Linked DNA regions of Homo sapiens: regions 2 and 3 are each linked to region 1. The links are chromatin loops, found by intact Hi-C in ENCODE. Cell type or tissue: PC-3. All regions are shown on one strand.

Region 1 (8,000 bases):
CAATGGTGTTGAGCATCTTTTCAGATGGTTATTGGCCATTGTATATCTTCTTTGGAGAGTATCTATTCACACCCTTTCCCAATTTTTCATTAGGCTGCCTTTTATTATTGAATAGCAAGAGTTATTTATGTATTCTAGATACATGTCTTTGATCAGATATATGCCTTGATTTTGCCCCACTCTGTCAATTGTCTTTTCTCTTTCTTGATCATGTCCTTTGAAATACAAAATTCGTTAACTTTGAGGAGGTCCAGTTTATCTATTTTTCTTTCATTGCTTATGCTTTTGATATCATATCTAAGAATCCATTGCCAAATCAAAAGTTATGAAGGTTTACCCCTCTGTTTTCTTCCATGAGTTTTATAGTTTAGCTCTTATCTTTAAATATTTGATCTATTTCGAGTTAATTCTTGTATATGCTATGAGGTGAGGGTCTAACTTCATTCTTTATCATGTGGCTATCCAGTTGTCCCAGAACTATTTGATTAAAAGACTATCCTTTCCCTCATTGGATGGTCTTTGCCCCTTTTGGAAAATCAGTTGACCACAGACACATTGTTTTATTTCTGGGTTGTCAATTCTGTTCCATATATATATATATATCCTTATGTCAGTACCATGCTGTCTTGATTACCATTGCTTTCTATTTTCTTTTTCTTTTCCTTTCTTTTTTGTTGAGACTGAGTCTTGCTCTGTTGCCCAGGCTGGAGTGCAATGGTGCCATCTCGGCTTACTGCAACCTCTGCCTCCTTGGTTCAAGCAATTCTCCTCTCAGCCTCCCAAGTAGCTGGGACTACAGGTGGCCACCACCACATCTGGCTAATTTTTGTATTTTTAGTAGAGACAGGGTTTCACCGAGTTAGCCAGGCTGGTCTCGAACTCCTGACCTCAAGTGATCTGCCCACCTCAGCCTCCCAAAGTGCTGGGACTATAGGCATGAGCCACTGCGCCCAGCCTCCATTGCTTTCTAGTAAGCTTTGAAATCAGGAAGTGTTAGTCCTACAACTTTATTCTTGGTTTTCAAGATTGTTTTGGTTATTCTGGGTCCCTTGAATTTCCATACGAGTTTCAAGATCAACTGTCAGTTTCTGAAAAAAATAACTGAGCTGGGATGCTGATAGGGATTGTGTTGAATCTATAGATAATTTTGGGGAGTGTTATCATCTTAATGATAAATCATCAAATCCATGAACATGGGATATGTTTCCATTTTGTTACATCTTGTTTATTTCAATGATGTTTTATAGTTTTTGTTTATAAGTTACATAACAAAATGGAAACTAAGTTACATAACTTATACACTAAAAACTATAAACGTACACACTAATTCTTTCTTTTTCTTTTTTTTTTTTTGAGACAGAGTCTCACTCTGTTACTCAGACTGGAGTGCAGTGGTGCGATGTCAGCTCACTACAACCTCTGCCTCCCGGGTTCAAGTGATTCTCATGCCTCAGCCTCCTGAGTAGCTGGAATTACACACATGCGCCCCCACACCCGGCTAATTTTTTTTTTTTTTTATAGAGATGGGATTCTGCCATGTTGGCCAGACTGGTCTCAAACTCCTGGCCTCAAGTGATCCACCTGCCTTGGCCTCCCAAAGTGCTGGAATTACAGTTGTGAGCCACTGTGCCTGGTCCTTGTTCTTTATTTCTAAGTATTTTCTTCTTTTTGATGCTGTTATAAAGGGAATTGTTTCAATTTTATTTTCAGCTTACTCATTGCTGCTATATAAAAATAGAATTGGCCAGGTATGGTGGCTCACTTTGGGAGGCCAAGACTGGAGTATCACTTGAGCTCAGGAGTTTGAGACCAGCCTGGGCAACATAGTGAGACCTTGTCTCTAATAAATAAATAAATAAATACTTGATTGTTGTATATTGATCTTGATGAACTTGCTGATTAGTTATAATGGCATTTTACTGGATTCCCTAGGAATTTTATTCACAAGATTATATCATCTTGTGAATAAGATTGATGTTTTTATTCCTTTTGATGCTATTGTAAATGGATTTATTTTGCAGAGCTTCAAAACACTTGAAGCAAAAACTGCTAGAACTAAAATGAGGAATAGACAAATCCATAACTACTTGGAAACTTGAATATTCCTTTCTTAGTAATCAATAGAATAGGTCAACAAATACTCAATAAAGATGTAGAAGACATGAGCAACACTATCAGCCAACTTGACCTAATTGACATTTAGAACACTCTACCCAACAACAGCAGAATACAGTTTTTTCAAATTCACAAGGAACATTCATCATTGTAAGCCATATTCTGAACCACGAAACAAACTTCAAAAAATTTAAAAGTATTGAAATCATAAAATTATTGAAATATCCAAGTATTTTCTCTGACCACAAGAGAATTATATATCTATAATACAAAGTTATCTGTAAAACCTTCCAATATTTGGAAATTAAACAACATACTTTAAAATAATCCAGTAGGCTAAAGAGGAAGTGACAGGGGAAATTAGGAATTTTTTTTAATTGAATGAAGATGAAGACACAACATATAAAAATGTGTAGGCTACAACTAGAGCAGTATCTAGACAAAAGTGTATAGCATTAAATGCTCCTATTAGAAAAAAAAAGAAAGGTCTCAAGTAATCTAAGTCTCCACCTTAAGAAACTAGAAAAAATGAGCAAATTAAACCCAATCAAGCAAAAGAAAAGTAATAAAAATAAGAGCACAGATCAATAAAATTTAAGACAGAAAACAGTAGATAAAGTCAATGAAACCAAAAGTTTTTTTTTCTTTTGAAAAGACCAATACAAATGATAAACCTCTAGCCAGGCAGATCAAGCACAAATTAACAATATCAGGCATAAATGTGGAGACCTCACTAGAGATCCTACAGACATTTTAAAAGGTAATAAGGGAATATTATGAACACTTTTATGTCCATGAATTTAGAATTTTAGGTGAAATGTACAAATTTCTTGAAAGTCACAAACTACCAAAGCTCCCTCAAGAAGAAATATATACTCCTATGCCTATTAATTAAATTCATAGTTTAAAATCTTCCAACAAAGAAAACTGCATTGAAGAATTCTACCTAACATTTAAAGAAGATGTAATACCAACTCTATACAAACTCATCCTGAAAGGAGGGCCCAATTCCCAGTTCATCTTATGAGACTATTATCCTGATACCAGTAGTAGACAAAGACAATATAAGAAACTGCAGACCAAGATTCCTCATGAAAATAGATGCAAAACATAAACGCAGAAAAGCAAAGATAGTTGCTACCTTGGTTGGATGGTATTGACTGGAAAGGAGCACAAAGGAACCTTCTGTATTGTTGGAAGTGTTTGTTATCACAATCTAGGTAGTTATTACACGGGTTTAAACACATGTAAAAACTCATCAAGCTGTTTAAGGTTAGAGCACTTCTTTCAGTTTGTTGTATATATGTCATACCTCAAAACATTTTTCAATGTTCAATCTACCAAGAAGGATGAATGAAAAGTGTCTCACATAGTTTAGTGTATGACACCTGACATGAAATTCTTTCTATGCTGATGCCCAAGAAATTCTGTCGACTAATGAAACAGTTTGGAAACTCTCCTCTATTCTGCTTAAAATAAAGTCACTGTTGGTTTATACAGCACTGTATCTTCTGGTTAACTCGGCCATTAGAGTGAGCACCAGCCCAGTTGAAAGTTCACAAGAAGCAAGTAAACACTGGATTTGATTTAGAATCAATAATAGCAGCAGGGTTTTCTCAGGCTGTTTAGAAGCATCGTGGCAATTGTTTGAGAAAATATAGGTAGTTCTAGTGAATGCGCTACAGAATGTTGGAAGTAGCGGTTAGCTTAGAGATTTTAAAATGTTAGAATCAAATAAAAAACAAAAATAAAATTTAGAATCTGTCTACAGCAGTGAAGATGACCTTCAAATTGTAAGTAAAATTAATATTTCTTAGAAGGAAAACCTCTCCAGTTAGTGAAATTACAACCAAAGAGAATAATATAATATAATCACAAAGAATGTTGCATTTTTGCCTCTTTCTTAGGGACCTTCTCAAATGATTCATGTGAGAAATTGCTTCTGCTGTACGAGTTTGAAGTTAGAGCCAAATTGAATGATCCATTACTGGAAAGCTTCCTGGAATCAGTGTGGGAGTTGCCTCATTTAGAAACTAAAACTTTTGAAACAATTGCAAGTAAGAGCTATATTTATGCTTTTGTAAGGCTGGTGCCCATTTAGATCGTATGACTTTTTTTCTTCTCTTTACTCTTCTTTCTTACCTCCAGGTAGGAAATAATTTTTTCTCATAGCACTTTGTTTCTCCTTCTCTAATGCCATTCTTAGACTATTTTGTATTATGATCATTTGTGCATTTATCTTCTTCACTCTATGAGATTATAATCTCTTTAGGGTCATAAACAATAATTACTTAATTTGTACTTACAAACCCTAGCGAAGTTCATTGCTCCTAATAGGTGCTCAAATTTTTTCTGTGTGGAATTTAATTATGTAACTACACAACAGGGGGAGCTCAAACTTTAGAAAGTTTTTCTGGGCTAGCTAGAAATAACTGAGTGCTTCAACAATCAAAAGTGATGCAATCTTAGCTGTTTGTTGAAATGTACAGAGAAATACTGGTAATATTTTTTAACACAATTGCCACTCTCAAATTTCAGGCCAAACTTTACGTGGGTTTGGGGGCATAGAGCCTTTTTGGGAGTACACTGCAGGAAACAGCCTAATTATCTTCCCTTTTTATCTCTCACCCTCTTCAGGAGCATGTGTGTGGTTAATAAAAATATTAGGTAGCTCCAAGTGCACAAGAGTCACATTTGCCTTTCCTTGGTCTTGCCAAGACAGAATTCCTAGAGCCATGGAGCAGATGATATATACTTTATGGACATGTGACAGCAACCACTGCTCCTTGTATAATGGAACTCCAATTCTAAAAATCTGTTAAATGCATCTGGAAGTCTTAGGGTTAGTTACCTCTGATACTCCCTTGTCAAGTGTTTCCTATTTTTAGTATCAGATAAAAATAGGACATTTTAGTACAAACCTGTTTCAATTAGTGCCCTTTTACTGATCTGCTTTCTGTTTCCTTCTTAGTGTGCCCTTCCTTGACTGTCATTCATAAGATTATTGCTTCACCTGTATGACTGTGTGCAAGGTCATACAAACAGTAGGTTTTCTGTTGATGTTTGCTGAAAAAAGGATGTTACCTGGTAATCCCACCATGCTACTCTGCCCAGAAAGTAGAAGCTATTTCCAAAAGCGACTGTAGATTTATCATTTATAAAATTCATTGTTGTTTATTTTTGTTCATCTGTTTCAGCCCAGTTTCATTAGAGAAAGCAAGTGGTAGCCTGGGATGAAAACTGTGATGGGTGACATTATCATGTTCACAACCTTTTTCCTTTTCTTACTCTAGTAATAGCAATGGAAAAGCCTGCACACTATCCTTTGATTGCTCTCAAGGCCTTGAAAAAGGCTTTATTGCTCTACAAAAAGGAAGAACCAATTGATATATCACAATACAGGTTAGTAAATACAATCCAGCCTTTTTGCTAGCCAAAAGAACTATAGTCAATGCCTCAAAAGTAACCAATCGTTCTTAATTGACTCAACTTTAAAGATGATATGGGGATGATCTGGGGGCATTCTTGTGAACAGCTCCATACTGAGAGTTGTATTACAGACCAATAATTATTTAGCAAAGTCAAGGAGCTTGGTTTTCCCAAAGGAGAAAAAAAAGGGGAAAAGTTGCTTCTTTGTGTGAATCTGTGTATATAATAAAACTGCTAAGTACCTTTCTTTCTTTGTTTCATCACTAAATAATATTCCAAATGTACAGAAAAGCACAGGGGTTAATATAACAAACACCAACGTATCCACCACCCAGATTTATTTGTTTTATTTTTAGAGATGGGGTCTCGTGATGTTGCCCAGGCTGGATTCAAACTCCTGGGCTCAAATGATTCTCCACCTCAGCTTCATGAGTAGCTGGGATTACAGGCACGCAGCACCCAGATTTAACAAATGTTAACATCTTGCTATGTTTGCCTCATTATTTTTCTAAGCACTTTAAGCACCGATAAGTGCTGTATAAAATATTATCTATTGGAGACTTTTTTGTTTTCTGTGTCCAGACATGGGGAAAAATAGATGTTGTGTGACTTTTTTTGTCTGGAAAACATCATTACAGTCTTCCTGTGTTAAGGCACGAAAGACAGTTCTTGTGGAATCATTCCACTTTAAACCCCAGTTCCCTTGCCCATTTGAGGAAGTACCGAGATGCTTTAAAATGCCTGTAAATTGAACCAGCTCATAAAATATAATAGACAGCCACAACTCCTTCGTGCAGGAAACTAAAAAAAGAATGAAAGACAACCATAGGCATGAAAAAAGAAAGGATTGGTCAACCTGTTTTACAGCTTCAAAAATCTGTCTTCTGAGGTTGGAGGCCAGATAAAACCGAGGGAAGAACAGAAGTGTTTTGAAGCTGTTAGTCTGGGATGAGATCCAGGTTTTACTTATCTTAGCCATGAAGCCAATGATTTCTTTCCTTATGGGATGAGTTTTCTCTTTTTGATTTTCAGCAAATGTATGCACAACTTGGTTAACCTCTCAGTGCCAGATGGGGCGTCGAATGTAGAGCTCTGTCCCCTGGAAGAAGTTTGGGGCTATTTTGAAGATGCTCTGAGCCACATTAGCCGCACTGTAAGTCAAATAGTGATATTAAACTTTCAGTTAATTTTAAAGAACTGAACTGTCTTGTGTACTATAAATTATATACAATAATGCTTTCTGATATGAGTTTTAGGATAAATTCATATTACAATTTTGTAGTTACACACTACAGAATTTTCCTGGGTTTCTGAAATATAAATAGTTGAAAGTAGACATTTTCTAACACAAGTGTATTATGGATTAGGTCCAAGTAGCAGTACCACCAGGCATTTTGAATTATTTTATATTTTCAAATCATGGTGGGATGATTACTTTCTCTGTGATGATATGAACCTTTTGAAAAAAGTTATTGCTATTCCCATCCTTTCTCAGAAGCATCCTTTCTCAGAAGAGTAGAAGGAACATTGAAGACCTGTATTCTAGTCCCTCCTCTGCTGATTTCTTTTTCTTTTCTGTGCAGGTTTATTCAGTTGTTTTAAAATTAGGTTTCTTGAGGTATAATTCACATATCATAAAATTCACCCATGGCTTGTGCACAATTCAGTAAATTTATAGAGTTGTGCAACTATCACTACAATCCAGTGTTTTTTAGTTTTAAAAATGTTTTATTTTTAATTTTTGTGGGTACATAGCGGTGTACATGTACCCATACTTATGGGGTACATGAGATTTTTTGGTACAGGCATATAATGCATAATAATCATATCAGGATAAATGGGGTATCCATCACCTCAAGCATTTATCCTTTGTGTTACAAGCAATTCAATTATACTTTTAGTTTTTTAAAATGTACAATTAAATTATTGTTGATTATAATCACCCTGTTGTGCTATTAAGTACAGATCTTATTCATTCTATTTTTTGTACCTATTAACCATTTCCACATTTCCCCCACCCCTCCTCTGGTAACCATCACTCTACTCTTTCTCTCCCCAGCAGTTCAATTATTTTAATTTTTAGCTTTCACAAATAAGTGAGAACATGTGAAGTTTGTTTTTTGTGTGTGTGCTGGGCTTATTTCACTCAACATACTGACCTCCAGTTCCATCCATGTTGTTGCAAGTGACTGGATCTTATTTTTTTTATGGCTGAATAGTACTCCATTGTGTATAGGTACCACATTTTCTTTATCCATTCATCTGTTGATGGACACTTAGGTTGCTTGCAAATCTTAGCTATTGTAAACAGTGCTGCAACAAACATAGGAGTGCAGATACCTCTTTGATATACTGATTTCCTTTCTTTTGGGTATATATCCAGTAGTGGGATTGCTGGATCATACGGTAACTCAATTTTTCGTATTTTGAGGAACCTCCGAACTGTTCTCCATAGT
Region 2 (8,000 bases), 130 kb after region 1:
CTGAATCGTCTGCTGCCTAGGCTCTCTACTAGGTGGAAGTGACTTGAGAGCACAGACTATGTTCTTATTGCCTAGCACAGGGCTGAGCAAATGCTTATCAACAGAATGAACTCTGCCCTCTCTGAGTGTCCCTGCAGATGGCTGCCTCTTTGCAGAGGCTGTCCTCACCTCTAGGAACCAGGATCCAGCATTGAGTCTCTTCAGTTCAGTCCAGGAGAAGTCACTGCTGTGGGCTGTGATTCGGGTTGGGAATACAGAGGCTACATTCGTGGTCCTGCTGAGGTGCTCATCATGCATGAGGAAGGGGACCCCATCGGAGCTGAGGGCACAAGGGGTGTCAGAGGGCCAAGCTCTGGGGCTGGTCATCATGTCCTTCAGCCCCCCAGATCCCCTAAGCCCCAGCTTCCCTCACCTGACCATCACATCAGTCTCAAACACAGTAGCTCCGCATTCAGCTGTCTTCCGCAAGGACATCAGGGTGTTCTCGGGAGCCAGCTGGGAAAGGGAATAGGTGATGAGGTAGCAGGGAAGGGTGGGAGACTGGGAACCCACAGGCCTGGTCGCTATGGTGCAAACGAGCAGACCCTCCCCACCCTCCCAGCATTCTGTCCAACACTCACCATGGGGGCCCCTCGGTGTCCCACCAGCCCAGGCTTGGGTGGTAAGTCTCTGGGTTCCATGATGCAGGGTGAGGAGATGCATAGGGGGGCCAAGTAGATGACCAGGACAACTCCAAAAAATAGGAGCAGTAGCAGAATCTTGGGACCTGTGGGGAGTGGGGGACAGGCTTTCAAGAATGGGCAAGGGGAGAGCTCTGGGGATGGAAGGCAGAGTGCAGGTGGCAGAGCATGAGTGGCCAGCAAGGGTGAGTGGGGCAGCAGCGTTGGCACCTCTTCGGTGGATACGGTAGAAGGTATCAGCCACAGGCCAGGCCAGGAGGGCAATTCCAGCGGCTGCTCCAATATGAAGGAATGGGGCTGTGGCCTGTGGACAAGAGCTGGTGAGGTGGGCTCTTCTCCAGTGCCCCTCCCCGCTTTCCTCTTAGGGCCTGACTGCTGGAGTTCAGAGCTACCTGCAGTCTTGGGGGAACAGGAGCGAGATATGTTCTAGGGTTGGCTGCAAGCCAAGGCTCCCGTCTAGACACTGGAGGTTGGCCACTCACCTGCAGTGACACACGCAAGCTATGCCACTCCTGCTGCCATTGGATGTCCAGTCCCACAAGGCCAGCCGCCACAAGCAGCATAATGAGGAGCAGCAGCACCTGGGGGGCCAGGGATGAATGAGGCCTCTTGGTCAATTTGGGCTCATGGTTGGTGAGCTGCTCCTTCACTCTATAGAGATGGGACCCGACCCTTCCCTTCCCCTGACACATCTGCTTTCCTCCTTTCACTCAACACTTACTGGGCTTCAGGTCCTGGGCTTGACCCCCCGGGGGTATAAAAGTGAGGTCCTCAGCAAATAGCCAGCCAAGTGCTGAGCCCAGTGGCCCCCTCTCCCATGCACTCCCATCCCTACTGTACCTTGTGGAGGCTGTGCAGATGCAGGGGCTGTCTACAAAGCCGCAGGAGCAGGGCCAGGACCTAGAGGAAGAGAGCAGTGGGACTTATGGGGTGCCAAGAGGGGAGCAAGGTTACTGAGGTGGGCTTCCCAGGCTGGTACTTCCCTCCTACCCAAGAATTAGCCCCCTCCCTCAGTGGCCAGGATGAGAATAGGGAGCTAAAACTAAGCAGGAAGGAAGGCTGAGGTGGGGTTAGGCCAGCGGCCTCCGGACCCACCAATAGCAAGGATGCATATGTGACCAGTAGAGAGATGACCAGCAGGAATGCCAGGGACCAGTCCATCCAGTGTCCCCAGCGGCGGAAGAGGAATCTGTGGGAGGGGAGAGGGAGGTGTCCAAGTGGGGGAAGGGGTGTCAATAGTGGCCTGAGGGGAGGTGGGGTGGGTGGATCCAGGAAGACTAGAAGGGAGTGAGGAGAAAGCCCCTCGTGGCCAGGGGCTCCAAGGATTGAGGAGATTTTGTGGAGGGATTTTCTAAGGAGATTGGGTAGCAGCAGAGCTGGGTTTGAGCAGCTGGGCAGGGCTGGGGGATGACTGACAGTGGGCCACCCCCGGGTCCCAGGGTGGGGAGCAGGTTGACAGGTATGCTGGGGAAGCAGGGGGAATCCATGACACACTCATTGAAGTTGTGCAGGTCATTGAGAAGGACGAGCCCGATGTACAGCCAGCTCAGGGAAAGGAGGAAGGTGAGGAAGAGCAGGCCAAACCAGATACAGTCGCACTGCAAAGGGGCAGGAGAGAAACTCACAACCAATACCTACTTCAAACTCAGAGTCCCCAACGGGTGGCAGCTAAAGGGAGCTGCCTGCCCCGTGTTGGGCTGCTCTGCTCGGGGGGCAGCTCTTTCCATATTTGAGGGAGATTTTCTTCCTGGGAGAGAGAGCCCCTTCCCCCAAGCTGTCTATGAGCACAATTGGCCTCCTTATCCCCTCCAGTGAGCCTCTGCCTTCTGACTTCCAGCCTCCCCCCTCCATCCCTACTCCACCTTGCTGGTTTGCATCCTCTCTCTGGGGCATTTCCTCCAGTGGCAGCTATACAGGCAGTGGAGGCAGCGGGCCCAGACGGAGCAGCAGCCGGGGGACTCGGCCATGGTGAAGGCCTGGGGGAAGGGACACTCGACCATCAGGGACCCTGGCAGAGGGCAGATCCCAGTCTCCCTCCTAGTGTATCTGAGGAGCCCGGGGGAGAGGCAGAGGCCTGGGCCGCTGCTCAGCAACGGAGGTCACGGGGCAGGCCCAGAGTGCCAGAGTGGATGAGGCGAGCAGCCCCAGCTGCAAGCCTGGCAATGGGAGACAGTCTCCAGAGCCTTCGTTTCCCTTTAATCTTGTTACCTGGAGAGTCAGTGGGACACCCAAGAGGTCCAGCCTCTTTTCGGGCAGGATTCATATCCACTCTCTCCAGCTCCTCCCCATTTAACAGCACACACCTCTGGGGATGGAGTGCTTGCCCTGGGGGTAAGAACTCAAGAGAAACTGCCCAGGGTGGGACAAACTCAGTTCAGCAAGTTAAAGCAGGTTTGGCCAAGCTGGAGGCAACCCCATGTTGAATTGCTTTCCAGCCCAGGAAGCAGGAGTAACCTGAAGCAAAGGTTACAGTTCTGACCTGGGGCTAAGGAAGGCCCAGCTAGTTGGCCAGTTGCTATGGTTATAGAGATTATTCAGATCACAAATCCCTGAAAGATTCTCTGTGTCCACCTCTCAGGGGACAAAGGGCACTGCCAAAAAGAGAAAGACTTGAGGTGAACATGTTGCCTGGGTCACTCCCAGTCTTCTAAAGGAATCTTTGGATTTTCAAAATACAGAGCCTCCCCTCAAGTCCTGCCCTTTCCTGCCCAGTCATCCCCCAACCCCAACCAGAAGCCCAGACTCGCCTTTAGGAGCCCCACCCTCTAAGTTAGCTTTGGTGAAAGTACAACAAACGCAGGGCAAAGGTGTGTATGCGGGGTGTGGTTGTCTTGGGGCAGGGGACCCCTGTACCTTATGCTTCTGGGTTTGGCTGACTGAGCTGATCCCCAGACTTGGCTGGGTACGTGACTGATTCTACGCGAGACGGTATGTGATTTGTGTCAGCATTTGCACGCGACAGCACAACTGGCTGTCGGTACAATATGATTTTAGGTGACTTTGAGTATGTAAAGGAGCCCCTGGATACACCCAAAGTGTGTGAGCATGTGTGCGTGCGGGCTGAGGGACAGGACCTCTTGTCCTCAGAGCTCTCCCGAGGCTATGGAGTCTTAGAGGGGTGCACAGTGGGTGGGTCCGGTAAGCAGGAAGGTGTGGCTGCTTCTGAACTGCCCTCTTTATGCTGCCTTGGGAAAGGAGGGTTAGGGTAGGGGTGAGGAGCTGGAGCTGGGGGAAGGAAACCCCTCCCCTCTACGAGACCCTTCCCGGTAAAAAGCCAACCCAAAGGGAAGCCCTTGCCTCTGCCCATCTTGGAGCTGGTTTGATAGCCTGCTCTAAGCTCTTGCCTCCCCTGGGGTCCTACCCCTGCACCCCAGACACTGCCTTCCAGAGTCCCCTCCCTTCAGGAGCTGCCTGTAGGATGGGATCAGGGTCTGAGCAGCCTGAAAACCCCAAGTAGGGTTGCTGACAGGGGTGCCATTCAATCCCCCGGCCCAATCCCAGTGGGATGGAGCTGGTCTCTGCTCCACAGCTCCCACCTGTAGCCCCCCAGCCTTCCCGAACCCTCACACCTTTGCTCAGCGGCAGCTCCGCTCCGCTCTCCTCTCTGCACTGCTTCCCAGCTCCTCTCCGAGTGGTCTGCCTCCTCCCTTTTTCAGTCCTCGGTTCAGCCCTATGAGTCAAACAGGTGGCACTGTTGCCACCTACAGGAGGCTGTGTGGGTCCTCTCCCAAGGCCTGCAGCTGCTCTGTGGCCTGGGCACAGCCCGGGTGGGAAGATGGGAGGGAGGAAGCGGGAGGGAGAGCAAATCTGCTTCTTTACTCGCTGGCGGTCAGGGGGCTTGGGGTGAGGAATTCCTTTGTGCAGGCTTTCCCATCCCTCTGTCCCTCCTCCTGTTCCCCTCCCAGTCACTGCCGGGGCTTTGTCCTGGCTCAGGGAGGCGAGGGCTGAGGGCACAGGCTGGCGGGAAGCTGGTGTGTGTGGGGGGGGGAGGTGACCACACAACTTTGCAACTTGGCAGTGAGGAGAAGAGGCCCAGCCAGCCCACTGGAAAGGCGTGTGTGTGTGTGTGTGTGTGCGTGTGTGTAAGCCTAACATCAAGTCTCAAGCTCCCTGGAAATACAGCCTTGATTCATTAGGCTCCCTCCCCTATTGAGCTCCTACTTCTAATTCAGCAAGGTGCATGTATAAGAAGCTGCAGCCTGGCGCGGTGTCTTACACCTGTAACCCCAACACTTTGGGAGGCCGAGGCGGGTGGATCACCTGAGGTCAGGAGTTCAAGACCAGCCTGGCCAACATGGTGAAACCCTGTCTCTACAAAAAATACAAAAATTAGCCAGGCATGATGGTGTGCACCTACCAAAGACTAGGTAGTTGCATGGGACATCTCACAAGGCCAGGTTTAAAGCAAAGACAAGCCTTGGTCATTTGTCCCAGCTACTTGGGAGGCTGATGTGGGAGGATTGCTTGAGCCCAGGACGTCGAGGCTGCAGTGAGTTGAGATTGTGCTACTGTGCTCCAGCCTGGGCAACAGAAGCTGCAAGCTACTTCCTGAACTCTGGATAGCAAGTTGCCGTTTCTGGACCAGAGGTCCCCATGGGCCTTGTGGATCCTGGGTGACACTAGCAGTTCTCCCACCTTCCCTCATCACCCCAGACAGGAGATGCTCATTCAGGACTTGTGTCATTTCTGCTGCCTTGTCCCTAAGGCATATGAGTCTCTTTCCAAGAATCTTTTGAGGAGTGTAGAGTATATTGGGGTCACAGGCTTTTGGAAGATGAACACATAGAAAAGATGCTGTTACTATAGCATCAGCATCAGCAGGGAAGGGCTGGCTAGCACACTATAGTTTGCTTAGTGCTAAAGCACAGGGGTCTGGGTGGGATGGGGGCCAGGGGCTGGCTTGGTTGACCTCTCCCTCTACATTACGCCTGATGTGGTGACTCGAGGTCTGGGGGCTATTAGTGCAGTGTTGGTGGGAAAGGATGTTTTCTCTGGGGATAAGCCTGCTTACCCCTCCCCCAACACACACTGGATTTCAAACAGTGAGAAGGAAGACTGGCTCTCTTATGCCAAGAGCTGGCCCCCCTCCCACTCAGGCTTCCCATTGTATCCAGAGGCTCTAGTTGGCAATGGCAGAGGCTCCCTTGCTCCCTCGGCATTAAAATGCAAAGAGAAGCAGGGCTGCTTGCTGGCAGGAGGCCAGGGAGGACCAGCAGGTCACCTAGTCCATGGCAGGCTTCATTCTAGGCAGATTGTTGCTCAATTTCTTTTGCTTGGGCTCTGGTGGATTCTAGAGGAGTCTTGGCTTTTGAGTGTTTGGGGATGGTTTGGGAGCTTTTTTGGGGAGAAGGGTTTTGGGATTCAGAATGCATGGATATGAAGCGCAGGGCTTGTGAGCATCTACCTCAGAAGGCTACAAGGCCAGTCAGCAGCTTGTGTATGGCATTCCAGGGCTGGCCCCCTTTTAGCTTTAAGCAGAGATAGAGAACACTGATAGACTGTAAGGCGTAAGCATCTTTCAAAGGAGAATGCAAGGAGCCAGTGCTGTTCTGTCCTGGGACTGGACAGCAGTGTGGTGCAACGCCCCTCCTACACTAAGAAATTAGGCTGCAGGGCATTAGAAGTGGCTGCTGCTGGCACTCTAGAGAGTTGGCTAGAGTGAAGCTTGGATGGTAGCTCTGCGTTCAGGTCCTAGCTCTATTGCTCACTAGCTTTGTGACTTTGGGTAAGTTACTTCTTTATACCCCAGTTTCCTCATCTGCAAAATAAGGACATCTATCTATGTTGACCTTTTTGTGTGTGTATGAAGAACAAATAAAACTGTAGCAAGAACATGGAGATGGTTAGTAAATGCGGTTTCTTCCTCCCAAATCTGGAAGCCAGGCAGGTTCTACAGTGGAGGTCAGGCCACTGGCCTTGCTAACGCGATTCTGATTTCCTAGGGTAGCAGAGCAACATAAAGACACATCACACTCCACAATACCCTCTGGGAAAGAGGGCAGCTACAATAAGGCAGGGAGGCTCAGGTACTTGTAATGAATCCCCTTAATAGCTTCCTCAGGGGCTGAGGAACACAGGTTGAAATTTTATTTCTCCCTCTAGCACAGAAGGATCTTCCCAAACAGTAGACGGGCTAAGGTTTATTTACTTACTTAACATTTAAAAATAATTCATTTGCTTCAACAACATGGCAGACAATCAAGAGTACTATTGAAACATAATTCAGAGAGGGTCAGGACAGGAAAGATCACAACCTCATTCCTGAGGTGGAATGAAAGATCTAAGCCAGGCCTCCATCCTAGGCCAGGCTCCTCCATTAAGCAGAGACAACCAAAAGATAAGAAAGCCTTGGCCTCATCCCCATCAGGAGATAGCCTGAACTGCTCACAAATAAGAAACAACTTGACCAGACTGAGGACTGGTTCCTGATGAGTCAATAGGAAAGTCAGTTGGTTCTCTCTTCAGTAGGTGACTTAGCACCCTTCTGGAGAACATAGAGTAGTAGTCTGGACCTGGAGGCTAAGGCCCACATCCAACAAAGGTTACCTTCTTTTCAGTAACGCTTTGTTCCTTTTTTCAACAGCAAGAAACCTGAAATCCAGAGAAGTCATTTAAAAAACCCCTTCTGGCTGCAACCTGAAAGCATCTCCCAAGCCAGACTGGGGGTAGAGATGATGACTCCAACTTCAGTGGGCCTCTTCTTCGATAGGGGAGCAGCCAGAGAAGAAGCTGGTGTTGCTGGCCAGAGCCCGTTTCTTTTTCTTCCCTGGAGCCTTGTTTTCTTGGTATTCTGTTGCTACATGTTTCAACTCTGGGAGGTCAAAAGGGGAGGGAGCTGGGGGAGTCTTCTTTGACAGCACCTGCTCCACATCGCACATCTCTTTCAGGATCTAGGAGGGACAGAGACAGGTATGAATAGACTTTAGAAAGGGGCAGAAGCTCAGCCCAGCCGAGCTGCTATAGATGCTCGACATACTCCCAGTAGTATGAAGTGTTCTTTAAGATCATTCTATGGAAAAAACCAGACTAGAGTCTATGCCCGATCCCTAGTTCCCAGCAAGCTGATTACACCTTTACTCCACCTGCCTCTCTCCTACTGGTCTCTCATAGATAATGCAGAGAAGGACGCTAATCCAGTTTTCCAATGCCTGCCTTTTAGCCCACCTACCTTGCTATTGGGGGTGGCACAGACGGGATTAAAGAAGCTCAATCCTGGGGTCACCTCGGTAGGATCCTCCAGTTTGAAGGAGCCTTCGGAATCCTGGGTCCGTTCAACAGTGCCCAAGCTATCCTGAAAATCAAGCAGACAGGCATATTATA
Region 3 (8,000 bases), 77 kb after region 1:
CAGCAAGTACTCCAACATTTCCCAACCTGGATGTTGACATAGGTTTCTCAAATAAGGCTCCCACGCTCTATCTTTTGGGGAAACACTGCCTAGTACAGTCCTTCCTGGAGATTAATCACAGGAAAGAGCCCCATTTTCCTCTGTTTAAGCCTGCATTTGCCCAACTTACTAAACCACTGATTTTTCACACAATACTTAGTAATATCTTGAGGAGCTAGTGTTTTCTGGCCAATAATTTGGCAAATGCAGTAAGCAAAGGGATACAAGACAATAGTTTAAGGGACTATTGGTATCAAGGGATATTTTCTTCTTTTTAAGAATGGAAGAAGCTTAAATATGTTTACATGCTGAAGAAAAGGAACCAAGTGTAGAGTGAAGGGCCAAAATCAGGAACAAAAGGGAAGAGAGTAAGCCAGGTTCTGATAAAGGGGTTAGCTTAGCAAAGGGCCTCAGCTCAATGCTTTAGCCATAAGACATTAAGTGCCCCTGATTAAATCTAGTGATCACAAATGGTTACTATTTTCCTAACCACATCTACTTTCCTCAGAGGATACAGATAATTTATCTAGAGAAGGTTACGGGCAGATTATATAAACTGATTCACTAGACACAGTCATGGTCTCCACCCTCGCCCCAGAGTTAAGCTAAGTGTATCCCTTTAATTCCCTTGCCTGAGCCAGGGAAGAGTGCTCCATATCGGGAGCCAATGTCCCACTCCCCCTGCCCAGGCAGAGAGAACTCTAACACAGGATAGGCGGAGAGGGGAAATCTAAAAATAAAGCTCTCCAAAGAAACTGTCTTGCCTAAAGAGCAGCTTCCCACGCACACTGGAGTGCCACATCTGCGGGGGCTGGAAGCACGGAACGGAACAATCCTGACCAAGTCATATAACCATTACCTATTTTGGGGGGTCGACAGTGCATTTCTGATTTCACCCATCAGCACCCCAGTATCCAGGCTGCAGACTGGGAGCAAGGGCTTTAGTGACAGAAAACAAAACTTTCCTTTCCGGGGAATTGGAAAAATGACCAGTGACTAGTCCCGCCTTCCTACCATTCTCCCTTCACAGCGGGAGGTAAGCATAGCACATGCTTTCAACACACAAGGGGTGGAGTTGAGGGTTCACATTAGGAAAGATTGTGAAGGGTTCTAGTGGGCTTCAGGCTCAGAGATGGGCTCCTTTAGCTCCACTCCCTGCGGTAGAGTCAGGGACCACCAACTGGGGAAAAAGAAAAGCAAGCACCATGAGAAAAACTGCAATTAGCGTTGACATCCCTTCACTATTGTCCTCTCACACCCCAAGGACAGAGCAGTTGTCACGTTGCCAAGCAACTAGCAAGTGCAACTTCCCAGCCAGGTATCAGAGGCCACTAGAAAAAGTTCAGCCCAAGAGTTTGATATGACCCCACACCTAAGCATTAAACACAATACTGTAGCAACTTCTGGCTCAGGAGAGTAATCCCCACCACCTTTCTCTAAGGGCTTTAACCTTGGAGGATACAATGTACTTGGCACCAGATTTTGGAGTTTTGCCAAGAAGCCAAAGCAGGAAGAAGGAAGCTATCCCTAATTCTATGAGGAGTCCACAGTATTCACTTGGCACTCCAACTCCCCAGGAGATTTGTACTTTGACCTGACAAAGTATTAAGCTATGCCTCAAGGGTCAGAGAAGCTCAACCTTGGAAATATCTTGGAATAGCTTTCAGCAGCAATATACTCCATGCTACCTATCTGTTCCCTCCACCCCCTCCCTCTTCCTAGGGCACATACACTATACATCCCATGATTCATAGATACAGCAGACCAGTGCAGCGGGTGGTGAGGGGGGAATGGAATCACAATAAAACATCCAGAATGCAGCAACCTGTCAGTTCTTTGGTCTCTTAAAAGAGATCCTGTACCAGAACACTGCGATAGTTGCTATGCTCAGATACAAATCCTGATGTCTATTATGCATACATGGAAGGGGATGGGGGGGTGGCAAGTTTCCCCTCAAAGCACAGATTGCAAGCAAAGTACTTTGAACATTTGACTGATATTTGAATGCTGACTAGCAACAATCACCCAACAGTCTTTTACAATTAGAGCAAACTGAAATTTTCCCATACTGAGTCATTCATGAGCTAAAAGGAAGAAGCCAGCTCACAAAAGGGAGGAGACACTGACCATAAAATACACAACCTAAGCATACAGTGAGAAGCGTTATTTTAGAACTGGGAGTACATACTCCCTAGCCCACTAGTTAAATAAGAAGGGCTGGGTTGGCATGGAGCTCTCCTCGTCCAGCACAAGGGCTAGTGCTCTGAAGGGCAACTTACCTGACATACAAGGACCTCTTTTCACTTGTTCGGAGGGACCCAGACCCAGAGCTCATGCTGCTGTTCATCATTTGTTCTCGTAAGTCATGTATCTTCGATTCAAAGCGACTGTATTCTGTCACGGAAACAAGGGAAAAGATGGGAAAAGAATGAACTCAAGGAGCGCCTCTGAGCTTGCATGCCAGCAGCCAAAAAGCCAGAAGGCCCCTTGGCTTAAAAGCAGCCAGAGCCAGCCCACTCAGTCTTTGCTTTGATAAGCAAAGTCCCTCCTCCTAAGCACAGAAAGACAGACTTCCCTTCAACCCCAGACTAACAGAAGGAAAGAATGCACCTGAAAAGGGAGTAGCATTTGGGCAGGTCAAATGCACAAAGCTCTTATCTGCCTCAAAATGTCACTGATCCTTTATAAAAATAACAACTGGAAAGAGGTTCCAGTGCAACCTTTATAAATCTTTAGAGCTGACACTAAGGCCCAAGGAGAGCAGATGGGAAAGGAGACTTTCCCAAAAAGCGGATTGCAGAGAACAGATGGCCCTGAGACGCAGAGCGGAGGGGCTGGAAAGGACCTGAGGTCAATTATATCATTGTTAGGCAAGAAGACAATTTTTTCAGGATGACTTTTTGGCTGGGGTGAAGGGGGGTGATATTGGAACCCAGTACAGAGGTAAAAACAAACAAACCTCACAACCGTAACAACCATATGAGGAGAATTAAAGCTCTCCTGAGTTATTTCCCTTTTAACCAATAGCCTCTTTGGCTTCAGTAGCATACATTAAAACATAAATTCTCCCAAACCGAGAAGTCGGCTGACACCTCTCACCTCCAAAATCATCCAGTCAGTGAGGTCATAAGTCCATCCCTAACCTTATAGCCCATTGAGACCATCACAACAGCTGGAAACAGCCTTATCACTCTGGAAATGTAATACAGGTTTATGCCGAATTTAAGAAAACCTGATACAAGAAAATTAACTCTAGCTGTACAATTATTATAAAAGGCTTTTTATAGGGCTGCTTTGCTGTGACATTCTCCTAGGACATTTAAAATACAATATTCACACTTACCAAACACACAATTACACATTTTCCAGGCCTATAATTGCCGCATAAAATGGGGTATATCTAAGGCCACAGGCCGTGGAAATGCTAGAAAACAGGCACACTTCACTATGACAAGCTGACTTTGAAGCGAGTCAAAATTTATACTAGGGGTTGAAGGTTGGGAAACTGCTTTAAAAAACAAACACACTTCCAGGGGAAAAAATTCCACAAAAGCAATTTCGTGCACCATAGAGGGCTGGCAAGAAGCATCCCCACCTAGTCCGTATGACTCTACAGGAGAAAACAAAACACCTGTTCCAGCACCTGACACTCCCCTTCCCTCTGCAAAGCAACCAGACTGACCTTCAACTGGGTGTAAGGGGAATTGCTAAAGCCTAAAGGGGAAGGAATGGAGTGAGGCAAATAACCTCCTCTCAACAAAGTTTCTTTTGTTCACTGTGATATCAGTTTAACCAACGGGTTAAATTCGTGTGCTCTTTCATTCATCACACGCCGGTGTTATGGTGATTTGTCCTCATTACCTACTCCTGTTCCTGAAATCCTGGAGGAAGCAGTTAAGTCACTGACTCACCCATTAAACGTTGCGGGGGGTGGGGTGGCGGAGGGTAGAGAGACAACAGCTGGACAATGTTCCTGTTCTGAGGGTTACACGGCAAGCCATCAATATCAATGAGGTGCCCCAACCTAAGCCCTGGACTGTCCTAGAGCATAACAGCAGGCCAGTCTACCTCTGGAGACCGCCTGGGTGCTGGCCCCACCCCAGGGCTTGGCCCTCTACACTGGGTGGGGATTGTTTCTCATTTGTTCCTTTCTGGCCCTCCTCTGAGCTCACCGGCTATGGGCAGAACCGTGTGAGACAAAGATTTCTGACCAGGCAGCCCTTTCTTAGGGGAAGATAAGTCAAAGAGAGAAAGAACTATGCATTGAACTGTGAACAAAAAAGTACACCCAATCTATCTTTAAGCCATGTTTTCCCCTTCTTGAAACTTGTTTATATATTCCCTTCTTTGGAATCGACTTGCCCGCTGAACTCCAACTTAGCAGCAGGTCATGGCAGTTGCTTAGTAACTACATTTCTTTAAAAATCCTTTAAAAAACAACCACGAAACCACCATTTCCTCAAAGCTCCTAATCCAAGGCTGATAATTCTGGGCCAGAGGGCCCACTTAAAATAGACTACAGAAAGAGAACAAAGCTATTGCTCTAAGGCATACGCTTTTTGTTTTTACATGTGCTGCTAAAATTTCAAGTTTATTAAATTGTGTTTTATTCACTTTTTTTTCCATTTGGATGATTCCCTTAGAGTTCCAGCTGCCCATCAGTCTCTGGCTTTTATTTGTAGATTTATCTAAAGTCTACTAGGCAGAGCAGCCTTTGAATAAATGATTGTTGGGTAAATGAGGAGCAAATTAGAAAACTGTGTCCAAGTTGACACTTCTATTCTTAAACTAATAAACTTAATGGTTTATTTAACTGATGGCTGCCAGCTTCACTGAGGGCTTAGAAAGGTGGTTAAGAAGCATTCACATTTACTTTTGTTCCCAAGGTTAATTGTTGGGAGCAATTGGGGTTTATTATTTTTAAACACCCTTTTGAGATGTTAACAACCCACAATAGGCGGCTGATTAACAACTTTTTACAACAAAGAAAAATCATTCTAACAAAAAACTGTTTAGAATAGACTTAGATACTACCTCATCTTAAATATTAGAGGTATCATTTTCCCAGGACAAAAGCTTCCCTTAAAAAGCATCTCAATTCTAAGACTTCAGGACTCGCCAAGCTCCCTCCTTCCCTCTGATTTGTCACTAACACAGCCATCGCAGCCAATGCTGGAGGACATCTCCTAGGCCAAAGTCACCGCCTAGGAAGCCCACCTGACCAGCCTCTAACCCAGAGGGCCCACTTCAAAGAAGCAACACTAAAATCTCAAGTCTACTAAACTGCTTTGTTTTTTCCCATTCAGATGAACCCAACTGTTTGTGACCCACAAAGATATCCAGTCATCGCCCTCTTTCCTTTTTCCCAGTTGCTAATCACAGAGAAACAAGTGGGAGGGGGCACAATCAGAAGTCAGTACCGAAGAAGGGTTTTGCCCCAGTCACTGACAAGTTGGGGTGCCTCTAAAAGATCAGGATTTGGCACCCCATCCCAGATACACAGAATCAGAATCTACTGAGCAGGGGCCCAGGAATCTGCATTTTAACAAGCATCAGTGTGATTCTGATAAAGTTTGGAGCTGCTGGTCTTAACTTACAGAATTGGATCCTGCAGTGTCTCTGAAAAGAAAGGTGGGGCCAGAGAGTGGATAAGCTCTCAAAAATAAAACTTGGTAATACAATTGCAAATCCTTCAGGAAAGGAAAGCCCTAAAGATGCCACAGTCTTATGTGCCTGCAAAGAAAGCTGCTGAGTTTACACTTTTTAAAAATTCTGTATCACTTCTCCATCCCACTCCCCAGAAGATACCACTGTTGGTATTTTTAGTATGTGTCCTTCCAGACTTACTTCCATGCATATATGGCTTATATACATGTACTCACAATTCACACGCAAGCTTTTTTCATTTTCTGATACATCATGAAAACTCATCCATGTTGGCCAGGCATGGTGACTCATCTGAGGTCAGGAGTTCAAGACCAGTGTGGCCAACATGGTGAAACCCCGTCTCTACAAAAATCAGCCAGGTGTGGTGGCCACACGCCTGTAGTCCCAGCTACTAGTGAGGCTGAGGCAGGAGAATCGCTTGAACCTGGGAGGCGAGGGTTGCAGTGAGCCGAGATCGCGCCACTGCACTCCAGCCTGGGTGACAGAGCAAGACTCTGTCTCAAACAAACAAACAAACAAAAAATCATCCATGTCAGTACACAGACTTCATTTTAATAGCTGCATAGGATTCCATACTATGGACAGACCATAATTTATTCAGTCATATTTCAATTGATACACATTTAAGTTGTTTACAATTCTTAATATTACAATCAATGCTGCATTGTGTATTTGTGGGTTTTTTTTTGTTTTTTATATTTTATTTTTTGTAGAGATGGGGGTCTCACTATGTTGCCAGGCTGGTCTCGAACTCCTGACCTCAAGGAATCCACCTGCCTCAGCCTCCCAAAGTGCTAGGATTACAGGCATGAGCCACCATGCCCGGCCTGCACTGTATATTTGTTTGAGCATTTCTGTTGCATAGATTCCTAGAAGTGAAACTGCAGGGTCAAATTATATGCAAATTAAAATTTTTGATTAGCACTACCAAATTGAACCCCAACATCCTGAAACCTTTCTGACTAAGGATAAACTACTATTCCACTCTTCCAGCACTTTTTCTGTTTCTGAAGTGGAGGCAGAATTTACCTTTGAGGACAAATTGATCTTTTGTTTGGAGAAAAACAGTTTAATGAGCCTTTTGGTTATGCAAAAGTAAAGATTTTATTCTGGAATGGACAAAGAGGAGCTAAAATGTTGTCTGCATTATAATAGAAAAGGTGTCCTCTTGGTGAGTGGAGTTGCTGGTTCTCCAGGTTAGGCCTTAGTCCACAGGTCTTTCTCTCCCTCTTTCCCTGGCCCTGTTTAACCATGAGTTAAGACGCTGTTCCACCTACATGACACTATATCTACCTCTATAAGTATCTACCTAATTTGACTACATTAAATCTGCCCCCAACTTGAAAACCAAGCCTTTTTTTTCCTCATGCCAAACCCCCATTACTGTAAACGACACCCCCTTTTCCCTGCATACAACCAGTGTTTCCTCAAATTTTGCTGATGTTTCTTCCTAATTGCTTCCTCAATCTATTTCTTTATACTTTTAATTGTCATTGCCGTACTGTTGATTTCGTGTCTTAATTTTCCCTTGACTATTTTATTATCTCTTCTCTGGGCCACTGCTGTACCTCCCTAACTGGTCTTCTGCCCCAAGGCTTTACAAACTCAATCCAGATTAGATTCTTATTTGAAAAGCTTTCCTAAAGCTTGAATTTGTAGCCCCCCTGTCCAAGTATCTATAACGACTCAATGAGCACTAAAGAATTTTACTTTTACTATGTCAGCCAAACTTTCAAGGACTGCTACAACCATCCTCCCATCACAGCCAGCCTATCTATCCCACATCTGAATTACACAGGTCTTCTTTTGAGCTAGCTTGCCTGGACCCCTTGAATACAGCTTGTTCAGTTCTACCTGTTATTCCCTGCTCCTGAAACATTTCTCCCCTGCCTGACACTGAACAACCTTTACATCCTTCACCATCTTTCCTACCTCATTCCAAGAAGTTTTATTCATTCATTTATTTATTCAAATATTTTCTAAGTTTGGGCACAGTGACTCACACCTGTAATCCCAATGCTTTGGGAGGCCGAGGTAGAAGTATTGCTTGAAACCAGGAGTTCAAGACCAGCCTGGGCAATATAATGAGACCCCAATTCTACAAAAAATTCAAAAATTAACTGGGCATGGTGGTGCACACCTATAGTCCTAGCTACTCGAGAGGCTGAGGTAGAAGGATCACTTGAGGTCAGGAGTTTGAGGCTGCAGTGAGCTATGATCACACCTCTGGACTCCAGCCTAGGTGACAGAGTGAGATGCTGTCTCTAAAAATAAAAAAAAATAAAAAAAAATTA

Evidence for each region. Hi-C counts contacts between places; a loop is a spot of excess contacts. Peaks named below come from ENCODE experiments on the same cell type or tissue, not always from the same donor. Only the 100,000 strongest peaks of a DNase experiment are listed, where the experiment ranks them.
Region 2: a loop joins it to region 1, with 21 times the contacts of the local background. A loop is called at or near these places in 5 of 110 quality-filtered maps.
Region 3: a loop joins it to region 1, with 6 times the contacts of the local background. A loop is called at or near these places in 3 of 110 quality-filtered maps.

The regions. Positions count from the first base shown.
Region 1 is chrX:70,550,823-70,558,822 of GRCh38, reverse strand. TEX11 (testis expressed 11) reads left to right here. Exons shown (of 30, transcript NM_031276.3): 26 at 4,023-4,172; 27 at 5,409-5,517; 28 at 6,577-6,697. Among named protein-coding and RNA genes, the nearest start is that of DLG3-AS1, 99 kb to the right of the region's middle. In PC-3, a CTCF peak has its summit at 4,491; no DNase peak of the experiment used is centred here.
Region 2 is chrX:70,419,632-70,427,631 of GRCh38, reverse strand. It overlaps KIF4A (kinesin family member 4A), which reads right to left. Exons shown (of 31, transcript NM_012310.5): 30 at 7,849-7,971; 31 at 6,746-7,570. The coding sequence ends at 7,367. GDPD2 (glycerophosphodiester phosphodiesterase domain containing 2) reads right to left here and starts at 4,318. Exons shown (of 16, transcript NM_017711.4): 1 at 4,250-4,318; 2 at 2,543-2,656; 3 at 2,175-2,278; 4 at 1,776-1,869; 5 at 1,521-1,580; 6 at 1,163-1,261; 7 at 891-984; 8 at 621-766; 9 at 413-495; 10 at 169-319. The coding sequence starts at 2,647. It overlaps LOC105373244 (a long non-coding RNA gene), which reads left to right. Exons shown (of 3, transcript NR_171576.1): 3 at 1-271. RefSeq lists enhancers at 3,375-4,363, 4,364-5,352. In PC-3, CTCF peaks have their summits at 4,187 and 4,392 (motif pointing left); no DNase peak of the experiment used is centred here.
Region 3 is chrX:70,473,583-70,481,582 of GRCh38, reverse strand. It overlaps DLG3 (discs large MAGUK scaffold protein 3), which reads right to left. Exons shown (of 19, transcript NM_021120.4): 10 at 2,319-2,433. Among named protein-coding and RNA genes, the nearest start is that of DLG3-AS1, 22 kb to the right of the region's middle. RefSeq lists enhancers at 1,030-1,531, 3,590-4,488 and a silencer at 6,014-6,133. In PC-3, no CTCF peak of the experiment used is centred here; DNase peaks (open chromatin) are centred at 2,102 and 3,922; H3K4me3 peaks cover 3,267 bases; H3K27ac peaks cover 5,341 bases.